2 separate regions of the Mus musculus genome follow, and region 1 is linked to region 2. Evidence: chromatin loops called from intact Hi-C (ENCODE). Cell type or tissue: left cerebral cortex. All regions are shown on one strand. Links, peaks and the distances in the headings refer to the core of each region. The heading gives the core; the rest is flanking DNA.

Evidence for each region. A loop is a pair of places that touch in the nucleus more often than their neighbours do. Peaks named below come from ENCODE experiments on the same cell type or tissue, not always from the same donor. Only the 100,000 strongest peaks of a DNase experiment are listed, where the experiment ranks them.
Region 1: a loop joins it to region 2, with 2.5 times the contacts of the local background. A loop is called at or near these places in 3 of 42 quality-filtered maps.

What each region holds. Positions count from the first base shown.
Region 1 is chr7:144,411,766-144,417,137 of GRCm38, reverse strand. Shank2 (SH3 and multiple ankyrin repeat domains 2) reads right to left here. Exons shown (of 16, transcript NM_001113373.3): 15 at 5,270-5,372. Gm34621 (a long non-coding RNA gene) reads left to right here. Exons shown (of 4, transcript XR_003946689.1): 3 at 1,370-1,464; 4 at 1,847-2,072. Among named protein-coding and RNA genes, the nearest start is that of Gm34621, 5.1 kb to the left of the region's middle. In left cerebral cortex, for the core only: CTCF peaks have their summits at 1,137 and 2,301; DNase peaks (open chromatin) are centred at 2,293, 2,684, 4,238, 4,355 and 3 more places; H3K27ac peaks cover 3,196 bases.
Region 2 is chr7:144,319,200-144,324,571 of GRCm38, reverse strand. All of the region lies in intron 7 of Shank2 (SH3 and multiple ankyrin repeat domains 2), which reads right to left. Among named protein-coding and RNA genes, the nearest start is that of Gm14372, 85 kb to the left of the region's middle. In left cerebral cortex, for the core only: no CTCF peak of the experiment used is centred there; DNase peaks (open chromatin) are centred at 1,888 and 2,153; H3K27ac peaks cover 1,784 bases.

The DNA of each region.
Region 1 (5,372 bases), core at 170-5,169, 92 kb before region 2:
ATGGGGCACGGGAAGGAGAGCCAGGTCATGTGTTTGCCTGAGTCTCAGAAGTTGGGACCCCCTCAGCACTTCTGATCCTGGTGCCTTGCAGTCACCACAGGCTCAGAGAACTGTGAGGACTCTGCTCACTCCACGCCTCTCTCCAGAATGGGAACAGAATACATAACCACAGAAGGAATGGCTGTGGGACACTGCCTGCTTTCCTGCCGAGGAAGCTGTCTCAGGCTCAGCACACTTGTCTGGGTTCCCACCCTGCTCACAAGTTGCCAGGACAGGAAGGCACCTACTTTCAGGAAGAACTGTTTACCTGTGATAGGATCTTGTCAAAAGAGGGATGAGACCAAGAGAGAAGACTTGACGGGTCTAGAGAGACGGCTTAGTGGTTTAGAGCACTGGCTGCTTTTGTAGAGGACCCAGGTTCATTTCCCAGAACCCACACACATGGTTCAACCATCTGTAACTCCAGTTCCAGAGGATCCAGTGCCCTCTTCTGCCCCTGCAAGTGCTACCTGTAAATGGCGTACGTACACACACACACACACACACACACACACACACACACACACAAGCAAGCAAAACATCCACTGCACATACAAATAGATAAATATGTTCTAAAAAGGAGACCTGCCGTTTGTTTGGTGGTCAAAGGAAGAGACTCTGGCAGACTAGTCACCTTAATATGTGGATAGTGGCAGGAAGTGCCAGGCTGTCCCCAGCAGGGCTCACCTCACTACTGAGTGCTGCTCCCTGGCAGTGCCATCACCCTCCTGCTTTGCTTGGTGACTGAGGTACCAGAGCTGTGTGGCAGTGCAGAGAGCTTGAGACGTCATGAAACAGAAGCCCATGCTCTAGGACCAGGTGGTCACAGCAGTTTAACAATCGTATTGATTAATACTGGTGACCCAGCTGAGAGCCAGAGGACAATGGCCAGGGTCGGAGGACTGCCCTGGGAGGACAGCAGGGGTGGCAGGGATTGAGTGAAGCCCCATCAGCACCTGGAGCGCTGCCTGCCCAGGGACCTTGGGTGTCTGTACCTCCTCAGTACCACTGTTTCTTTCCTGTGTGCTTCAGAAAGGTGAAGGCCGAACTCTGCCCCTTGTGGACTCACCACAAAGTGCTGGCAGTAGAGTGTACACCACACCCTTGGAGAGGAGCCATGGGGACTCCCTGGAGCACTCCCTACCCTGTGCTCTAGGGGGAGATGAACGCAAGCTGAGGTTTTTCCAAGGATGCTGGAAGAGAACAGGTTTCATCCTGTTGAGTGATGTGATGGCTGGTCTCTGGTCACAGCCAGCTTGAGGAGTCAGTGCTTATAGACAGGCAGCCGGGTCTAGCTCTCCAGTGTCTCCAAGGTACCTCTTGTCTCTAGCAACAGAAACCACCTGTCTTCAGCACAGACCTTGAAAGCATCTTCCTCATGTGACACGCATCCCGGGAGTGTCAACAAACTGGAGTCCACTCCTGGTAAGCCATGATAAGTCTGTGCGTGGTTTTCATCCCTTGGATGCAATCCTGTGTCCCCACAGCCTGCCCACTCCCCTGCCTGGTGGGTTGACGCTGACTCCCCCCACGGGCATGGAGAGTCTGATCTGGCCTAGCCTCACATGCTCCACCCATCATGTCCTGGGCTCCATGCTTCTGGTTTCTGCATAACTGGTTCCGGTGTGAACTTTAGGTCACTGAAATACCCTTCCTCTGAGTGCCAGCTCCATCCTAGTTCTGCCCTTTTGGAGCCTGGTCTTCTCCGTGGTACTTGTTACATATAGTTCTGTTGTTTCGTTTTGGCCATTTCTCACCTCAAGAGCTGGCATTCCCCAAGGGAACACTGGCTATGCTTTCTTAACAGGGACGTGCTTCTCTTAAATGACAAATTCTGAGTGCCATATGGCGCCTGGTGTCCTGGGCCATCAACAAGCTGCCTGAGTGGATGACAATGACTACGTTTCCCAGCTGTGGAGGACTGTACTGCAGAATCCTCTGTGGTGATGTCCTCTTGTCTCTTCTTTCTTGGGCTTGGTACTGGGCTGTAGACAGTGGTAGCAGCTTAGTAAACTCCCTACCATGGCTCGTCATTGGCCCTATGCACTTTAACCAGGACACCTAAGTGCTCTGCTTAGATCCATGAAGCAGTAAAAATGTGTGTCAGGCCTGCTGCCTCCACTGTGGGCCAGATTCAGATGACAGGAGGCTCTGAAAGCCAAAAGCCCTGTCCAACTGAAGGACATGCCAAGGTTACCCATGAAATGTTTGCATATCCATGTTTGCATACGCCACACCCTCGGAGAGGAGCGGTGGGGACTCCCTGGAGCACTCCCTACCCTGTGCTCTAGGGGGAGATGAACGCAAGCTGAGGTTTTCCCAAGGATGCTGGAAGAGAACAGGTTTCAGCATCAGGCCTATAGCCAGAATTGCTCACGGCTTTGCACCATGGTCTTTCAGTGGCTCTGATATCATACACTAACATATACACAAATATATTGAAAGAGAGTTCCAGCTGACTTTTTCAATATATTTGTAGTTAAATATGTCTAAATTCCACACTGTCTTGATCTTGGGGTCAGTCTACTGGGTATACTAAACCCCGGGTATCCTAAAGTTAGATTGCTTACACCCCAGGAAGCAAATGCCAGGCCTTCTAACTCTCTGCTCTTCCTGGATCCTGTCCTGGTGCCAGCATAAGACGAGGTCTCTTGGAGCTGCCAAGTAGCAAAAGGCCCATTATTTCAATTTACAAGCACAGCAAAGCTCTTGCCCATGTGGTGGAACCACTGAGGAACACGCTGAGAGCCAGGCTTTCCTTGGTGAGCAGTCATGCTTGAGGAAACAGGGTCTCTCTGCCTTAATGTGTGTCACGTCAGAGAGCATGGCCAGCTTTCAGTTATCTCTTGAAACCTTCATTTTCTTTCTCTCCTTTTGATTCTGAACCTCATTTGGCCCAGGGTGGTCCACAACTTAACTTTTAGAAGCATTTACAAGTGGCATTAGCAAGATGCTCAGACTGAGTGAATCTCTAGTTGTCATCCTGGGCCTGGCAGTGAAGGCAACGGAGAGGTGTCTGAGCAATGTAGGCAAGAGGCCAGTGCACCAAGGCAAGAGGCAGAGCTCGGTCACCTGCATATCCCATACAGGATGCATGCATGGTTCTGTGAACGGCTACCCCAGCCTGTGGCCCTCTGTGTCTCGCAGTTGCTGCTGGCATCCCAGGACCCTAAGCCCATGCCCAACCCAGTGCAATCCTTAGATTTGAAAAGGAGGGTCAGAGGCCTGTGTTTCCTCTACTGCTTGAGGTCAACAACAGTCATCTCTCCCCTCATTAGCAGGGGAGTTCTAGGTCTAATGGCGGTTCCTTTCTTCCCAGGAGCTCAGTCTTGTAGATGGTCTTCAGTGGTGATCCCTTTTTCCGAAGCCAACCCCCAGCCTCAGCTTCTAGAACCTTCCCATACAGTCCCTTTGACTCTTTGCCTCAGATTTCTCTCTCTGCTGGTTGATGGCCACGTTGCTGGTACCTATGTGACAGAATGGCCAATGTTTGTTGGTCCTTTGTAGGCGTTGGCTAAAGTCCTTGCTCTGAGAGGTCTGCGCCAGGAATAGACTGGCTGGGTGGAGCCAGTTTTTGAGTGCTAGTGATGCTCTCTCTGAGCACCCAGCCCACATCTGGCACCTACCTGGAGTAGGGAAAGACAATAGTCCCAGCCCCCAGTGGAGGGTAAGTCTCCTTCCCTCTCCTGGGAGCCACCAGACATTGTCTAACCAGAAAAAGAAAGGCAGCAAGGGTCATCTGCTGCGATTCAGAATTCCCCTGCAACCCCCCCCCCCCCCCCCGCACCTTCCCAATGCCAGCGGCCACCTCAGCTTTTCTCCTGTTGAAGACTGGGCAGCTATTGTAACCTCACTTTTAGAGAGAGGCTGCAATACCTGCTCGGCCTCTCTGAAGAATGGACTTAACACACAGGATCATGCTGCCCAGTCGTGAGGGACGCCACCCCAAGGGCTTGCAAATATTACTTTCACAAGAGGCTGTGGCATAAAAGACTCTATAGAGGAAAAATATGAACCAAGCATATTCCAAGGTTGCTGTGAGACTCCTGGACATGTTTAAAATATGCAGGTGTGTGGTTACCCCACCTCCCACCCACCAGAGTGGAGGGTTTCTGCAGGCCCGCCCAAGCTAGCAGGGAGCCACGGGAGCTTGCTTCTGCACACCACCTGTAGCAGGTTTCCCATTACCAAGCGGTGGCATCCGCACACTTCTTTACAACAGCCGCCAATCAGTATTTCTCAAAGGAGTTAAGGAGCCGTCCAAGTCCTCCATTTACAACCACACCAAAAGGTAACAGGAAGAATTGTGGCTCACAGCCCAAACCTCAAGACTCAGATGCAGTGTGATGTCCCTGATTAATGGGCTCGGTTGTTTGAATCAGATGCCTGCCCAGCGGGAGAATAAAGAAAGACTTCATTAGTCAAACCGATGAAACCTGAGCTCAACTGTCAGCCAGAGAGGCTGAGCACTACACACACGGAAGCGGAAAGACAGCACGAGTGTACATCACACAAGGAACAAAAACAGAAAGGCCATGAGTGAGGGTGGGGCCTGCAAGGCTGCCGAGTACCATCCTGAAACCACACAGGGGGCTGTTCTAGAACCTTCTGTTTGGACTTAGGAAGAATGTGTTTATTCTACCCCCCCCCCCATCCCAATGAAGGTAGCTTGTTAAGCCCTACGTGAGGCTGGAAACGGCCCATCGGGCGCAGCTGGCAGTGATTTCTTTGTGACGTCTGCCCCTGGGTGGGGTGATGCAGCAGAGGGGCAGGTGTTCATCCAGAGCAATGACCCAGCTCCTTCCAAATCCTCAACCCCAAGGGGGATTAAGGGAGAGGGAATGGTACACCCATGTTCAGACACTGGCCACCTCTGCTGACCAGTTTGGGTTTTAATGGAGCTCTGCCTGCCTTTGAGGTAGTCCTGGCAAAGGGCCAGAGGAAACGGAGCAGAGACCAAAGCTTCCTTCTGGAAGCGACCGTGGGCCTGGTCCCGTGCAATCTGGTTCCTTTATGTGTCTTTAGGAAGGTGTGTCATAGGCTGCATGGCAGCCATGGCCTTGGCTCTGCCGTAGTCCGGTGACAGGAGGATGGTGGCAACATGGTTATAGCCTAATGGGTGTGGCAGAGGCCATGCAGGTCCCCTCTTCTCGGCTGCATAGGTGGCTCCCCAATGGTTTCTTTTGGCCAGCACTGGACCACACATTCCCCAAGCTGATTGGGAACTTACCTTGGAGCGAGGTTGGCCGACTTGGCTCCCACCGGCAGCTCCAGCCCTTCCCCGGGCTTGACCGATTTCCCCCTGTTCATCTGCTGCAGAATGGAGTTTAGCT
Region 2 (5,372 bases), core at 53-5,052:
CAGGGATTCTGAGCCCCCTTCTTTGGCTTCTTTAGTTGCTGGGGAGGACTCAAGTGCTGACGAATGCAGCTGGTTTCTAGGTCTCTCAGCTTTAGTGCAAGAGGGCATGTGCTGTGGGACCCCAGAATGTTCTGAGCATTTGGGTGGCCTAGCACAAACCCTTGGGCTTCTCTTGACAACCCGCTAATGCCAAGTGTATGATGTGGCTCCTATAGGACTTAGACACATCAGTGACAAGGTTCCTGAGCACAGGTTCCATGGCCAGGGCCACAGCCATCTGGCCTGGCAGGCTGGTTCTGGGAATTGGCTCTTGGAGCAAGCCGCAGCCTGATTTGGGGCTGCTTTGATGGTATCAGGCCTGTGGGCAATGATACTTGCTTGCTGCCCCTCTCCCTGCCTTGGTCTGGTTTCTTCTTGACTGGGTCAGGGTGAGGAAGAGCAAGTGTGTCTAACTGGCATCTGCCATCCTGCATGTATTACAGATGGAGTTAGGGATAGGGCTCAGGAAGCAGAGTGCTTGTTTAGCATATATAAAATCTTGGGTTCCATCCCCAGTAGCATTAACTAGGTCTGGAGGTACATGCTGCTAATACTAACACTAGGGAGGTGGAAGCAGAAAGGTCAGGAGTTCAAGGTCATCCTCAGATATCTATTGAGTCTCAGATAGCCTGGGCTATATGAGATCCTATATTTAAAAAAATGCTTGTATATAGAAACCTGGTATTAGAGGCACTTCTGGTTGTGCAAGCCTGGCTCTCACTGTATCCTGCATCAGCACTCCCTTCCCGATTCAAGTCTCAGTTTTCCTCCTGAGGTACAAGCCACCTGAAATAGCCACTTTTGTAGGTCAAAGACTGTTAAATGCTGCCAGTTGGATGTGACACACCCTGACAGGCTCCTTGATCAGCACCCAGATTCCAATAAGCATTTTTCTTCCCTCCAAGAGCTCCCAGAGACTCAGAGAATGGGAATCACAGATCTTGGGTGGCTTCACAAGTCAAGAATTGTCAGTGATACAAAAATCAACTCCCAGGACCCCATGGGGAAGCTTTCAGTCCAGGAGGGGCATGTGGGTGATTCCTGCGGGGGAGAAGGCAGGGGCAGGATGGGAGTCAAAGCTGTGCAGTGCCTGAGAGGCTAAGCAGCCAGCACAGAGGGGATGGGACTGGCCATAAGGGTGGACCAGGGGCCCTGACTCCTCCAGGTCTCCAGTGTCCAGCTATGGGGTCTGAGCAAGCTTTTTAGCTCAAAGGTTCTTGCAGCTCAGGTGGACATTGGTGCTGGGTTTCTGAGTATACATGCCCAGGGAGGCCGCTGCCAGGTAGGCAACTTGATAAAGGCACAATTGAGCAGGAAGAGGGGACATACAGGTACCACATAGGTTCAGTTGTGAACCACTTTCGGTATAAAGCCTCCTTCAGCACAGTGTTAAGAGGTGGTCAGTCTGACAGAAGGCATGTCTAGGTCCAGGTGACTTTAAAGCTTAACAATGAGCCTACTCAGAGAAAAAAGGTTCAAATCAAGACCAAAGTCTGTAGGATAAACCAATGTTCGTGTCCAGTGGAGCGGGAGGCCTGCACCCTTAGCTAATTCCCAAGGGGCTCTATCAAGTGGTAGGGTCCTGGCCAGTCCCCAACTCAGGTCTGTATTGCTTGACACTTTTGCATGGCTGGGACTCGGTAATCAAGCTACAAAACACAAGCTTGGTGTTTGGAGAAGAAGACCAAGATGTGAGAGGCTTATGAGGATGCTTCGGCACAATTACTAAGGCTCCTGTGCAGTGTGCGATGTTTGAGTTAAATCAGCCCACGTCAAAGCATGGCCATCTCCCATCACAAGACTCAGAATGCTTCCTATGTAATAAAAACATGGCTCTGGAAACCTAGTGGAAGACTCCACAGAGACATGGACTGTCCCCAGTGCTCACAGGGACACTTATGTTAGAACTATTTTACTAACTTGGAGGTCGTGTCAAGGGGACCGAGCCTCAAGGTGGGAGCAGGGATCATACCCAGTGGGCCTCTGACCCCAGTGACCAGTAGAAGGTAGATGAGGTTAGTCACGGCAGGTTCTGTCCTTGGATGTATGTGTTCACCCACATCCTCCCCACGTCCTTCTCCCCATATCCTTCTGGTTCTTGCGCAAGGATCCCCCACTTTATGCACCTCATCTGGTCTGGCATTGCTCTTGGTCTGTCTTCCTACACACGTGCCGAGTGAGGATTGGGTGTGAGCTCTCCCCAACAGGCACGTGTATTTTAACATTTAGAGGTAAGAGCAGGTGGCTCAACCAGTAAGAGGAAGTGGGGTGGGCCTTGAGGGTTATAGACTGTCCTACTTCCTGTCCTGTCTCTGCTTCCTGATCCATCCAGATGAGAGCATGCAGCCTCATTCCTGCAGTCACAGTGCGGAGCCATTCCAACCTCCATGCCCTGCCCCATACACCATGGACAGTACCCCCAAACCATGTGTCAGGATACAACCTTTCTAAGATCACAGTGACAAGAATACTAGTTGCCCTGTAATGACACCTGGCTCCCACCTGAATGCTTCACCTTCAGAAGGTGCTTAGCTCAGAGCTCACCTGTGAGAAGTCTGATCTGGGGCTCAGAAGCAGGTCAAACTTCTCTGTGACTCAGACATGCCCTTGTTCGTTACCTGAGGCCTTGGGGACCAGAGGGGAGAATTCTGAAGGAATCATGACATAACTAGGGGGTGAGGTGAGAACATTTCACATTTGGGGACTGTGCTAGCCAGTGCAATAGCATGTCCTTCTGGAAGGCAGAGCCCTGCATCTCCCCAGAGGGCACTAATCCCGCTGTGAGGCCCACCATTCTGGCCTCATCTGAGCCCCAAATCCCTCTAAAGCCCTGCTGCACAGGAGAGCAGAAGAGTGCTCCAGTGCACAAGTGGTGTGTGTGTGGTGTGTGGTGTGTATGGTGGTGTGTGTGTGTGTGTGGTACACATGTGTGCATGTGATGTATGTGTGGTGTCTGTATGTGTGGGGGGTGTGGTCTGTGGTGTGTATGTGTGGTATGGTGTAGTGTGGTGTGTGTGTATGTGGTGTATATGTGGTCTGTGGTTTGTATGTGTGTATATGTGTATGTATGTGTGGCCTGTGGTATATATGTGTATATAAGTGGTGTGGTGTGTAGACGTGTATATACATGGTATGGTCTGTATGGAGGTGTATGTGGTGTAGTATGTGTGTGGTGTATATGTGTGTGTGTGATATATATGTATATGTGGTATGTGTATATGTGTGAGATGTGTATGGTGTGTGTGGTCTGTGGTATATATGTTTGTATGCGTGTGTGGTGTGGTGTGATGTGGTGTGTGTTTGTATGTGGTCTATGCATGGTGTATGTGTGTGTGTGGTGTGTATAATGTATATGTATATAAGTGGTATGGTGTATATGTGTGTATAAGTGGTGTTCTCTCTCTCTCTCTCTCTCTGTGTGTGTGTGTATGCATGCGATGTGTATGACAGGGTTCAGTCTATGTTGCCTGTCTGACAGCAGCCAGCCAGGCTCCCTGAGATCCAGGCAGTCACACAGACATTGAGACTCTATCCTTTCCCATGCAGAAGTGCTGTAACTCACTATATGGTTTTGCCTTTAAGGCACTTCTGGGCTTCAAGGATGGTGGCTAACAGTTAACTAAGTGGCACAGGTAGCCTGCCAAGTGAGCAGAGACACTGGTGTCCTGTGGGAATGGTGTCACCCATCCCCACCTTATGTTCTTTCTACCTTCTCCAAAGGACACCTGGGTGACCTCAGGTGTAACAAGACATCTGTGGAACACCTGTCAGGCCTCAGTTTCCCCAACTATGGTAGGGTGGTGACAACACCCATTCCACAGGTTGTGGGGATTTGATAGAGCTAGCAGGGTGGGGAGACATCCTCCTGACTCACAGTTCCACACCTACCAGCCCTCCCCTACCTTTCTGGTGATCCCATTTCTGGGGTATATATACCCCATGGTGGTCCTGGATAGTACTCAGAACACCCTCCATACGGATCCCCATCTTACAGGACAGATGGGCAACACTTGCCCAGGGAACTGTCTAAAGTTATAGTAGGAACCCAGGAGCTGAACAGGACTTGAGCCCTCTGGCTGAGCCAAGCCAGACGACTCTGACAGAGAAGGGGACACTGCTGGAGGATAGGCACAGGGAAATAGGGAAATCTATCTTGGTGTGTGTGTGTGTGTGTGTCCCTTCTTGGCACCTTCAGGACCATCTGGCCCTGGTAGGACATGTCAGGGGATTGATGTCCCAGTACAGGAGCCTCTGTGTCCTGTCTGTGTCCAACCTACTCCAGACCTCTTCATCCCAGTAGGGGCCAGCAGGACCAGGAACTGCCCATAACAGCCTCACCTGAGATTCCTGCAAAGGAAGGAGGGGGAGGAGGGAGGAAGGAAGGAAGGAAGGGAGGAAGGAAGGAATTGAGAAAGGGAGAAAGGGAGAAAGGGAGGGAGGGAGGGAGGACTGGCTTGACTCTTTTGCATTACAGTGTCATGGTGTCAGTGCTGAGTGCGACTGTCCGTGTGTCAGAGCCCTCCGGCTTCTGTCTGTCAGCATTCCAAGGATGCTGAGCAAAGCATCACAAGCTGAGGATGCGGACACTGCCTGAGAGGTCTACAGTGGGACCTGGGAGGCGGGAAGCATTTGCTCTTCCTTCTTCCAGCTGTTGGGTGGGGCTAACACCCATCCCGAGCCCCCATTTCTGGCTTGGGCCCTTTTTCTATTCCTTCAAGTCCCTTCTCTTCACTACAACTGAGGAAGGACCCCACTCAGGGATAGCATCCTCAGCTGATAACCTCTGCAAAGGTCCCACTTCTAAAGGAGGTTCCCAGTGGCATGAGTTTGGGGGATACTTTCCCCATTTAAATGGACATCAAACAAACCAATGCAATAGGCCCCCATGTGTCTGGGCCACTGCACACCTTCTTCATTGTAGAAGTACAATCAGAACTCTGAGGGCTCCTGCTCTGCTCCCGACACTTGGGTGCACATGGGTCACTATGAGCCTTGCTGGCCTTCAGCTGGGCCTCTGGGCTTCACAGTGCTGCTCCCAGCCTTGGAAGAGACAGCGGTTTCTCTGCTTCCAGTTCCAGGTTCTGAGCTGAGCTCTGAGCCACCTTAGGAAGAAGGTCCCTGCCTTCCTCACCAGCCCACACGGCACTGCGTTATGCTCTGAGCACCGATGGCTCTCTTGGGGAATAACCTGGTTCATCTATTTACTACCCACCTCCAAACACATCACCTGCCCGGCTCCCAGAACAACGGCAGTGGTCCAGCACAGGGAAAGGATAGGTGGGTGCCTGGAAGTATAGGGAGGAGGGGCTGATGGGAAGAGAAGATGGAGGGAA